Linked DNA regions of Homo sapiens: all the other regions are linked to region 4. Evidence: chromatin contacts called from ENCODE Hi-C or POLR2A ChIA-PET data. All regions are on one chromosome and are shown on one strand. The core of a region is the stretch at or near the end of the contact, and the rest is flanking DNA. Distances in the headings are between cores, read along the strand shown.

Evidence for each region. Hi-C counts contacts between places; a loop is a spot of excess contacts on that map. ChIA-PET counts read pairs that join two places held with the same protein, here RNA polymerase II (POLR2A). Pooled maps may share reads with other maps.
Region 1: a map of naive thymus-derived CD4-positive, alpha-beta T cell shows a loop between it and region 4 (15-fold over the local background). The contact joins the promoter of AKAP10 here to the promoter of ALKBH5 in region 4. A Hi-C loop is called at or near these places in 1 of 168 maps with a recorded cell type or tissue (naive thymus-derived CD4-positive, alpha-beta T cell) and 7 of 50 pooled maps. POLR2A ChIA-PET finds 5 or more read pairs at or near these places in 1 of 52 experiments (activated B cell).
Region 2: a pooled map shows a loop between it and region 4 (5-fold over the local background). The contact joins the promoter of TNFRSF13B here to the promoter of ALKBH5 in region 4. A Hi-C loop is called at or near these places in 7 of 37 single-sample maps with no recorded cell type and 4 of 50 pooled maps.
Region 3: a map of CD4-positive, alpha-beta memory T cell shows a loop between it and region 4 (8-fold over the local background). The contact joins the promoter of ZNF624 here to the promoter of ALKBH5 in region 4. A Hi-C loop is called at or near these places in 1 of 168 maps with a recorded cell type or tissue (CD4-positive, alpha-beta memory T cell) and 7 of 50 pooled maps. POLR2A ChIA-PET finds 5 or more read pairs at or near these places in 1 of 52 experiments (CD8-positive, alpha-beta memory T cell).

Annotation. Positions count from the first base shown.
Region 1 is chr17:19,976,564-19,979,263 of GRCh38, forward strand. AKAP10 (A-kinase anchoring protein 10) reads right to left here and starts at 1,265. Exons shown (of 15, transcript NM_007202.4): 1 at 1,029-1,265. The coding sequence starts at 1,116. RefSeq lists a silencer at 973-1,162 and an enhancer at 1,635-2,348.
Region 2 is chr17:16,970,821-16,973,520 of GRCh38, forward strand. It overlaps TNFRSF13B (TNF receptor superfamily member 13B), which reads right to left and starts at 1,298. Exons shown (of 5, transcript NM_012452.3): 1 at 1,195-1,298. The coding sequence starts at 1,255.
Region 3 is chr17:16,652,419-16,655,118 of GRCh38, forward strand. It overlaps ZNF624 (zinc finger protein 624), which reads right to left and starts at 1,432. Exons shown (of 6, transcript NM_020787.4): 1 at 1,346-1,432. LOC124903934 (a long non-coding RNA gene) reads left to right here and starts at 1,474. Exons shown (of 4, transcript XR_007065639.1): 1 at 1,474-1,552; 2 at 1,666-2,700. RefSeq lists an enhancer at 676-1,186 and a silencer at 1,142-1,341.
Region 4 is chr17:18,182,459-18,185,158 of GRCh38, forward strand. ALKBH5 (alkB homolog 5, RNA demethylase) reads left to right here and starts at 1,370. Exons shown (of 4, transcript NM_017758.4): 1 at 1,370-2,555. The coding sequence starts at 1,786. RefSeq lists enhancers at 758-957, 1,018-1,257, 1,365-2,202 and silencers at 1,468-1,767, 1,848-1,937, 2,096-2,247.

The DNA.
Region 1 (2,700 bases), core at 15-2,514, 1.8 Mb after region 4:
GGCTGGAGTGCAATGGTGCTATCTCGGCTCACCGCAACCTCCGCCTCCCAGGTTCAAGCGATTCTCCTGCTTCAGCCTCCCAAGTAGCTGGCATTACAGGCATGCGCCACCACCCTGGCTAATTTTGTATTTTTAGTAGACACGGGGTTTCTCCATGTTGGTCAGGCTGGTCTTGAACTCCCGATCTCAGGTGATCCACCCGCCAAGCCTCCCAAAGTGCTGGGATTACAGGCGTGAGCCACCGCGCCCGGCCTCTGTCTGGTACATTTTATCTGAAGCAACAGGAATTGACAGGAAAAATCACTGCTGTCCACAGACCCATACTTGCTCACTTCGGATATGTATTTTTAATGAAGTGCAACAACGTTACCCAGAATCAAAATTAAGCTGTTTCTACGTAAACATTGGGCAGGTAATACAACTGGAAATCAAAAATGTAAGTAGTTCGTTTGTAAGTTAGGGTTCCAGTAGTTAGCAAACTTGCCAAAGTCATCAAAAGTAGTGGTCTTCCTGTTGGGGAACTTTAGCAATAAGTAATTTTATTTTAGTAACAGCAGTAACTACCCCTCCCCCCAAAGAGGAAATTGGAAGACAGCACTGGGTGAAGAAAACAATTTTTTCACGTGTTGCTTTTAGACATAAAACCCTCAACATTTGGAAACTTCAGACTTCCATAATAAGGTTCTAAAGAGATTTCCTTGATCTTGATCCACGGTCCTCAAAGAAACACAAAAAAACTAACCCCCACCTAAGAACTGTTCTTAACCAAACAGGCAGGAACTTCTATGGGCTTTAGCAATCGCTTCTGAACCAGCGCGACAATACTCCTCTGACCTCGCGCAAGAAGGCCACCTTCTCCCTCCCAGAAGAGTCCCGGAGCAGAGCAAGGCACTCAGGGGGCATCTGCGCCGAGGTCGAGGCTCGCTGAAGGCCTTGCTGCCGCCTTGGGGAAAGCCCTCGCAGGCCCACCTGCCCCACCGCCGCCCCTGAGGCCCGGCCTGACTCCCCGCCGGCGCCCCCTCAGCTACCTTTCCGCCGGAAGAAGGACATGGCGGGGCCCGGGTCGGGACGGAGGGTGCGGGGGGACTGGCGCGGGGAGGGCCCGGCTCCCCTCATTCAGCAACCGGCCCGGACTTCCGGGTCCAGAGGGGCCGCTGCACTAGCGCGAAAAGGGACCCTTCTTCCGGGAGTGGGCCCCACCGCCTCCTCGGGATGCCCAGGCAGCTCCAGCCGCCATATTATCAACAAGCCGCCCGCCCGGAGTTCCGGTCCTTCCCCGCGCTAGGCTTCACGGGAGGTCAAGCGCCGGCCCCGCCCCTTTTCCCCATCCCCCTCCCGCGGGTGCAGGGGCGCACGCCCGCATCGCCCACGTGACCCGCGCGTGCTACCCGCGCCTCTTTCCCGGGCCCTGGGTGCCTGGAGCGAGCCACCGTTCCTGCAGCTGTTTTGTGGCGTCTGTCGCCGGCCCCCGGTGGAGCGCTGCAGACCCAGTCTCTGCAAAACTAACTCCCTGGGGCGGGAGCCCTCCCAGCAGCTGGAACGGGGCGGGCCTTAGGTCCCCGGCTTCCGGCCCCTGGGTACCCTTCAAATTGTGCCCTTCTAAAAGGCAGGGTCAACCCTGCCACGCTCCAGCTCGACCCCTCCTGCTCCTCCGTTTGAGTTTTGCTCACAGGCGCTGGCCGGCACGAGCAGCTTCACCCTGCACCCCAGTCCCTGCTTCCTCAGGAGAACCCGCCACGGCCTGCGGGTTCGAGGCGATGCAGAACCCTGATTAGGAAAAGGCACAACCTGCCGCATGCGGAACCAGCAGCTCCCTGGATCATTAGCGAATGAAAAGGGGAAGCGGGCTTATTTCGGAGTGCAGTCCCTGCGAATGCTCAACTTTGTAAGGGACTGCAACATAAAAGCCTCGCCAGTATTTAAAAGCTAGCTCCAGTGAATCATCCTTGCTCAAATGCCATTTTCCTGTGAATCTTCTGACCCTCTACTCCCAAAGCAAAATCAATCAAGCCTCCCTGTCTTTGGTGCTTCTTAACACCCGGCGAGTGCGCTCAGCGGCTGAGGTTGTAACTGCTCCCTGGGGTTGGGGTTGGGGAGGGCAGGAAGGTAATAGTAACTCAATAAATGTTCGCTGGGGTTTTTAAACCAATGAAGTTTATCATGTGACGGATGGGGAAACAGGCCCAGAAGAGACAACTAGCCCAAGATTGTTCAGAATGTTAGAAATACCAAAATTGTTAGAAATAGATAATCGGTGCCACGAAGAAAAGTCAGCACGGAGACAAAAGATCTCCAGCAAGGCAATCTTTACTTTCTGCAGAAAGGGTGCTCAATCGCAGATGGAACGATGTCGAGAGCACACCTGAACAAAGGAAAAGCAAACATATTTATCCCTTACGCATTTGGGTCGTCCTCACTGCTATGTCCTGCATCCATTGGCTGGAGCGGGACCTCACACTCTTAAACTGATAGCCGATTTGCTAATAGCCTAAAACTTTCTAAATAGGTAAGTGCAAGGAAGAACGAAGAAGGAGAGGAAGTTGCTTACCGAAAGGTTTAAGGAAGCAATAACATTTCCAAATAAGGAAGGGGCATAGGCTGTGAACTGGAACGTGCCTGTGAGCATGTCCAACAGTTACATAGGATAGGGCTTAACAAAGAGTTATTAGCACAAAGCAAGGAGGCTTGAAGAAAGTTAGT
Region 2 (2,700 bases), core at 48-2,547, 1.2 Mb before region 4:
TCTCTCAGAAACTTTACATATTTGAGCCCCTGGCTGTGTAGATTCTGGGGACTTGGTGGCTGGACACAAAAAAGGACTGAAGAACAAATTTGCTCCCTGCCTGAGGTGTGGGACAGAGCAGCAGGCAGAGGCTGTGAATCTAGGCTGTGCCCCGGGTCCATCTGGCCATGGGTTCTGTCTGCACTAAAGGACCTGGGGCCCTTTCATAAAACCTTAGAAACCCACCCTGATGAAAATGCTATACGGGCCGGGTGCCGTGGCTCATGCCTGTAATCCCAATACTTTGGGAGGCTGAGGCAGGTGGATCACCTGAGGTCAGGAGTTTGAGATCAGCCTGGCCAACGTGGCGAAAGCCTATCTCTACTAAAAATACAAAAAATTAGCCGGGCGTGGTGGTGGGCACCTATAATCTCAGCCACTCGGGAGGCTGAGGCAGGAGAATGGCTTGAACCCGGGAGGCGGAGGTTGCAGAAAGCCGAGATCATGCCATTGCACTCCAACCTGGGTGACAGAGCAAGACTCTGTCTCAAAAAACAAAAACAAAAACAAAACAACAAAACAAAAAAAAAGAAAGCTATAGGATAAATATAAATATAAATATATAACAGAAAAAATGGGTGGAAACTGTTATAGATTAAAACATAGCCAAAAGTCTAATGTGGGACAGGCTGATTTGAACAAGTCAACTGAGAAAGACATTGGTGAGACAGTTGGTACAGTTTGAACCCTGGCGGGCTATGTGATGATGTTCAGGAATTGTTGTTTCAGCAGGGGTGAAGGTATGATGCTTAGTTTTTTGTTTTGTTTTTAGGGTTTGTGTTCTTAAGGAATAAATCCTGTGGTCTCCACAACTCAAACAATCTGGTATTTGAGATTAGCATTAAAATGGTCCAGCGGGCATGTAAGGGGGAAAATGGGGGCTGTGCAGGGGCCATGGTGACAAAGGGAATTCCTGCCGGTGTGGCCAACCCTGCAACCTCAGTGGCTTCTGTCACGGAAGGCAAGCCCCACATCCCAGAGGCATCCAGACTCGGGGCTCTCCATGTGCAGGAGCTTGGGGAGGCTGGGACTGCCCCAGTGTGTGGATCTGCTGTGGGCTTTGCACCTGCTGGACCTTGCAACCCCCACGGCACTCAGGCCCAACCCTCCTCACACCTCCCACCTGCCCTCCTGCCCTCCTGCCCGGCTACTCACAGCGCTCCTCCTGGTCCACACGGCTCCGGCCACCTCGCCTGCTCCGGCCCAGGCCACTCATTACTCAGGATGCTTATTACTAGTCTTAGATTTGATTAGTGCTTGGGCTGCACTTCCTGGGTTTTCCCCTCAACCTGTTGGATGTAAATCAGCCACACCCACTCCCGCCCCCATGCCTGTGCATTGGGTCTCAGGAGCCCAGGTGGGTGGCTGCGGCCCAGGCTCCTGGCGTCCCATGGGGTACACACAGAGCAGTGGAAGGCCTGCCGGGCCTTGCGATGAGGTATTGACTATGGGATGGCCCAGGCTCTTCTAGATCTGGCCTTGGCCATCCCTTGGTCCTCATCTCCTGCCCGCCGGCACACACCCCAAGCCAGGCCAGCTCTCCACCCTCCCAGCATCACTCAGGCCTTTCCCTCTTCCTGGGTATACTTATTCTATTCATTGCCTGGTCGGCTCCTCCTGCTCTTCCTTCAAGGCTCCATTGAGGTGTCACCTCCTCCAGGAAGCCATCCCTGACTGTCCCAGCCTGTCAGGTGGTACTCATTCTCTGTATCTCCTTGACCCTCTCCAACACCTAGCAGAGCACTGGAGAGGCTGAACCCCAGGACCGGACAGCCTGCGTTTGAATCTTGACTCTGCTGCATACTAGCAGAAGGCCTTGGTGGCAATTTATGGAACTCTTCTGTGCCTCCATGTTCTCTGTGTAAAACAAGGATGAGGTCGGGCATGGTGGCTCACGCCTGTAATCCTAGCACTTTGGGAGGCCGAGGCAGGTGGATTGTCTGAGCTCAGGAGTTCGAGACCATCCTGGGCAACACGGTGAAACCCCATCTCTACTAAAAAAAAATACAAAAAATTAGCCGGGTGTGGTGGCGCGTGCCTGTAGTCCCATCTATTTGGGAGGCTGTGGCAGGAGAATGAACCTGGGAGTCAGAGGTTGTAGTGAGCCGAGATCGTGCCATTGCACTCCAGCCTGGGCAACAGAGATGCCATCTCAAAAAAAAAAAAAAAAAAAAGGATGAGAACATTGCCCGCCTCACAGGCGGTTATGAGCATGAAATGAGGGAGGGAGCACAGTTACATTCTTAGAGCAGGTTCTTGGCACACAGTAAGTCCTCAATAAAGGCCGTGGAGGAGGAACATTACAGCCCGTATTGCACTGCATGGCGACTGCACTCCTGTGTCTTCCCCATCGTCTGAAACCTCCCAGGGGATGGGAGGCCCAGCAACAGCCAAAGGCGGAGTGAGAGGAACGTAAAAGCCAAAGAAAGCCCATGGGCCCTTAGGAAGAAACTGAAGGACGAGGAGGACATGGAGAGGTGGAGAGGAAGGAGGGAGGCTGCAGGAAGCAGCTGGAGCAGGGTGATGGTGCACAGAGCAGGAGAGGAGATGCAGACGGTCAGCAAACACAGGAAAATGTCCAGTCTCCCAAAAATCAGAAAAACAACTGAACAATGAAAAACTAACTTTCAGCCATCAGGTTGCAAAGTTTTAAAGTTGGTA
Region 3 (2,700 bases), core at 182-2,681, 1.5 Mb before region 4:
CATCTTTAACATTTATCAAGAGTGAGCTGAGTCATCATTTTTAAAATATTTGTAAATATTAATAAACTCTTTGGCAATACTTTATGTAGATTATGTAGATTATGCTCGTAACATATGTTTAACAACCAAACTACAATAAATCCCTTGTTTTATTTTATAATTAGAATAAACAATATTTAACATTTAATATATTCAGCTTGATCTCAATTGTGCAAATGTAATGCATAGAAAAAAAGACTGAGTAACCCAAAACTCTACTGAGACCTCTGAGACCTGGGGCTGTGATGTTTACCCTTCTTTCTGCTTTTCTGTACTCTCCAAGCAGACAAGAAGAAGTATCTACCTATACATAGGAGTGTGGAATAGGAATAAAATCCCAGAGTGGCTGGCCACATCCCCAGGTTCTAACCCTGCTTTGGCTACCGTAAAACTGTGACCACAGGCAAGTCACTTGAGCACAACGAATCAGCTATTAGTACATGACAGTAGCCACCTTATATGTTTCTACTGTCCCCTTTGTCATTATGCAGAAGATATCTAGGCCACTATTCCCCAGTTATAATTTCCCTATTTACAAGCTCTGTCTTTCCAACTATTGCAAACGTATCCAGAGACTTAAGGAGAAACTTTACTTGTTTTGCTTCCTTGGCCAGTGCAGTTATTTAGAAATAATGAAGGGTCCATGTTTTTGCTGAGAATCTCAGCGCCATGTACCAGTCCAGCATTTCCCAACCAATGCAATAATACCATTGTCATGTCAGGGAGTGACAAGTGATTAAAAGGTGATTACAGTATTTGAAATGTGACATTTCAGGAAAAGCTGCCTCGGTTACTGAGTAGCGCAGGTCCCCCGATGTGGAACCTAGTTCCATCCCTGCCAGTTCAGAAGCCAGAGCGGATATGCTCCTGCCAACCTCGCCTTCTTTCCCTAACTGCTCTCCTCTACCCACTTCGGGTATGCCCTCCTCAGGGCCTGCAAGGCGCGGGGCTGGGAAGACCGGGAAAGTCGGGTCAGGGGCCCGCCCGCCCTACTCGACTCCCTGCGCCCTGCGCCCGGCTCTTTTTAACCCCAGCGCCGCCAGGCCCGCAGGGAGGGGGTTCCCGGGTTTGGACCCGGACTAGGAGGCCGCATAGGGCACGCGGCCCTACCTGTGAGGGAGGCCAGCTGGAGACTGAACCCACACTCGGGAAGGAGGCCCAGCCCCAATCGCCTCTCAGGAGTGGGCGGGTCCGCTCAGGGACAGGGGCTCTAGAGGGAACGGCCACGCCCCGGACGCCGCCGGGAGCCAAGCGCCAAGGGAGGGGCGGCGGGCAACCGAGGCCAGGCGCCCGGGACAACGAGTACCTGGCGGCCGAACTGAGGACAACTGAGGGAACTCGCAGAGCAGGGCGGGAACGCTTCCAGCAATGGCGGCGGCTCGGCGGTGCCGGCCTCCAGGCAGGGCATTGCGCCTGCGCAGCCGGAGCGTCGGAACTACAGTGCCCAGAATCCTCAGCGCCTGAGCCCCCCGCCCCTTTTGTCTGCGTTAGTGAAGGAATTGGCTCTTCGAGGGTGAGAAAAAATTCCAATTGGATACACTTCTGTTGAGAAGCCTTGACTATGTGTCAAAAGCAATAGCACTAGAGATACAAATAATGACACAACCCTTGTCTTGGAACATTTAGGTGCGACTAAAGAAAGCCGTCGAGAGAACAGATAGATGTGATCCAGACAAATATGTGAACAAGTGCTTGGAAACACATATTTCTGAACAATTCCCTTTATGACAATTCCCTCAGAGTTGGAAGAGACAACAATTGATGACTATAATGCCAATTAAGTAGAATGGATATGAATGTCTGAAAATAAGCTGGAAATTTTAAGGCCAAAATTCTTCGAAATACAAAGAAAAAACCTTTCTGAAGACAAATAGCTGTAGAAGTTCTCCTCAATGCATACAAATGATAATTCTTAAAACACAATGACTGAAAGTATTTATTTGCAACAAATTTATTTGACCACTTATTCAAGGGCTGCTCGTCCAAGAGCTATATTAAGGTCTATTTACTTTATCCCTACCAAAGGCGGTATTTTTTGAGGATAGAAACTACATCTCATGGAGTTTATCACTCAGAGTGCCTACTTAGGAGACTGCTTGCATACTGAATGAAACGAAGGAAGAATGAATGAATAATTTGGGACCCCACCTCCCAACACACTTCCACATATCGAAATGCACACGGAATGAGGTACATCTTCTAAGGAGAGTGGCATTGAAGAGTAATCAAAACAACAGGATATTCACAGGAGGACTGGAATAAAACGAAATTTCCAGTGAAAAAGATTACTCAAAATATTTATTCAATACACTCTGAAATTAGAAACTAAGCAAATGTCTTTTGGAGATCCCAGTTCCCTCACATTCCCCACAGATGAAGATGAGCCAAACAGAAGTCCAAAACTTAAACATTACAAAACAAATAATAAAATAAGACACTGTGACTGAAAATCAGCACAAACAATAAACGGCAGAAATATATCCCCCAAAACTTCAGAGGCAGAGCTCATTTGATTAAAAATTTAAAATTATTACATTTAAAATGTTTAAGGACATGATAGATGGAATTAAAAACATTATCAACAAACAACAGAATGTAAAATAAGCCACCAGGAAAGTTTAGAGAAACATACACATTTCGTTAAACTATTAAAAAAAAATG
Region 4 (2,700 bases), core at 120-2,619:
AGAAAAGCTTTGAGTGCCAAATAAAGCAGGGGAACTTTATCCTGGGAGACATGGGAGATTTTCCAGCAGATCCCCCCCGACCCCCATTTGTTGGAGCCCTCCAGTGCATCCTGCACGGCTACGCCTTTTTGTTTTGTTTTGCAGCTCTGTCGCCCAGGCCGGAGTGCAGTGGCGCCAGCTCGGCTCTCTGCAGCCTCAATCCCCTGGGCTCAAGGGATCCTCCCACCTCAGCCTCCTGAGTAGCTAGGACCATAGGCGCGCGCCACCACGCCCAGTTCATTTTTAAAAATTTTATTGTAGAGATGGGGTTGCCATGTTGGCCAGGCTGGTCTCAAACTCCTGGGCTCAAGTGATCCGCCCGCCTTGGCCTCGCAAAGTGCTGGGATTACAGGCGTGAGGCCCCGCGCCCGGCAACGCCTTTGCTGACTGCTTCAAAACTTTTTTGAATTGACTGTAGTCATTATCTATAGCTTAGCCTTAGCCTTGCGCCCGTTCGTTTCCTGGAGTTTTCTTCCAGAGTCCCCGTAGGAGGTGCCCCCACGCCCATCTCCAGCACCAAGGAGGCTCGACGCCAACCCCAGCGCGCCCCCACGCTCGCCGTCACCGGGACGTGACTCGTGAAACGTCCGCTCCGGGCGGCGGCGGCAGCGGCGGCAGGCTGGCTTGTACCCCGACAACGCGCGTCTGGCTTCTGCCGGACGTTCCTATCTGGGTTCAGAACTGGGGCCGGGTGCTGCAGGTCCCGCAGTCTGAGAAGTTTTCGCGGGTTTCAGAAGTTTCCTTAGGCGTTCTAAGGGCTTTACTCAGGTGGAGTCTCCATTCAGGCACTTATTTAACCACCCATTTCTCCTTTAGGGGTCCTCGCTGCTCGCCCAGCCGCTAATTAAGTGACGGACACAGTAGCTAAGGAGACTGCCTGATTGACACGCATGATTACCAACCGACTTCCGGAAACTCCAGTCAGGGCCTGCCCGGCGCGTGGCCCACGGCCCAATTAAAGAAGTGGAAGCGCCAAAGGGGGAGGTAACGGAGCGGCCTACGTTGTGGCGGTTCCCTGGTGAATGCGCCCTGGGGTTGAGGCGTCTGCGGGCGTTCGGACGATGCCGTGACGCGGCACGGCGACACTGTTGGCAATATGAGCGCACCCCTGTAGAGGGAGCCCTTCGGTCCTGGAGGCGGCGCGGCGTGAAGACAGGTTGCTATTTGAGAGCGTTCCCTTGAAGCCCCTCAGAGAGTGGGGGAGGGGCGGCGGACGGCAAGCGGTTCCTGTCTGCGCTTGCGCCGGCGCCTCTGCCGACCCGGCCTGCACGCACGCGCATGCCCGTAGCGCGCGGAGCCGCGGTGGCCGGCAGCACTGCGCGTGCGCGGTGAGGAGCCCGCTAAGGAGCGGCGCTGGCGGACGTCGGGCTGGCTGCCCGTGACGTCGTGCGGAGAGCTTTAAAGTGCGGGCCGGGCCGGGCGTCCGAGGGTCTGGTCGGGAGTCGGGCCGCGTCTCCGCAGCAGCCCTCCGCGGCATGAGGCGCTGCCGGCGCCCCTGCCCCGCGGGACGTGGAGAAGGTGGAGGAGGAAGAAGCCCCGTTGTCGCCACCGTTGCATGACCCGCCGCTCCTGAGGCCCTACCCCACGCCCGGACCCTCGACGCCCCCCGCCGGGTCCCCCACTCACGCATGGGGGTTCGGCGCTAAGGACCCCCCTCCCTCCGGGGGCCCCGGGGCGCGTCCCCTTAGAGCCATGCCCGGCTGCCCCGCCCGCCCCGGAGGACCCTAGAGCAGCGTCGTGGGGGCCATGGCGGCCGCCAGCGGCTACACGGACCTGCGTGAGAAGCTCAAGTCCATGACGTCCCGGGACAACTATAAGGCGGGCAGCCGGGAGGCCGCCGCCGCTGCCGCAGCCGCCGTAGCCGCCGCAGCCGCAGCCGCCGCTGCCGCCGAACCTTACCCTGTGTCCGGGGCCAAGCGCAAGTATCAGGAGGACTCGGACCCCGAGCGCAGCGACTATGAGGAGCAGCAGCTGCAGAAGGAGGAGGAGGCGCGCAAGGTGAAGAGCGGCATCCGCCAGATGCGCCTCTTCAGCCAGGACGAGTGCGCCAAGATCGAGGCCCGCATTGACGAGGTGGTGTCCCGCGCTGAGAAGGGCCTGTACAACGAGCACACGGTGGACCGGGCCCCACTGCGCAACAAGTACTTCTTCGGCGAAGGCTACACTTACGGCGCCCAGCTGCAGAAGCGCGGGCCCGGCCAGGAGCGCCTCTACCCGCCGGGCGACGTGGACGAGATCCCCGAGTGGGTGCACCAGCTGGTGATCCAAAAGCTGGTGGAGCACCGCGTCATCCCCGAGGGCTTCGTCAACAGCGCCGTCATCAACGACTACCAGCCCGGCGGCTGCATCGTGTCTCACGTGGACCCCATCCACATCTTCGAGCGCCCCATCGTGTCCGTGTCCTTCTTTAGCGACTCTGCGCTGTGCTTCGGCTGCAAGTTCCAGTTCAAGCCTATTCGGGTGTCGGAACCAGTGCTTTCCCTGCCGGTGCGCAGGGGAAGCGTGACTGTGCTCAGGTAACCCACCCGGGTGGAGGGGGCGGCCCTGCGCCTGCTGCCTTAGCTACCCACCCTGGCCCAGAAAGCAGCAGCCCGTAGGAGTCTGCGTTTTTTACAGTTCTGACCAGTTCTTCTGTTTGTAGATTGTAGGGAGCGAGAGAAG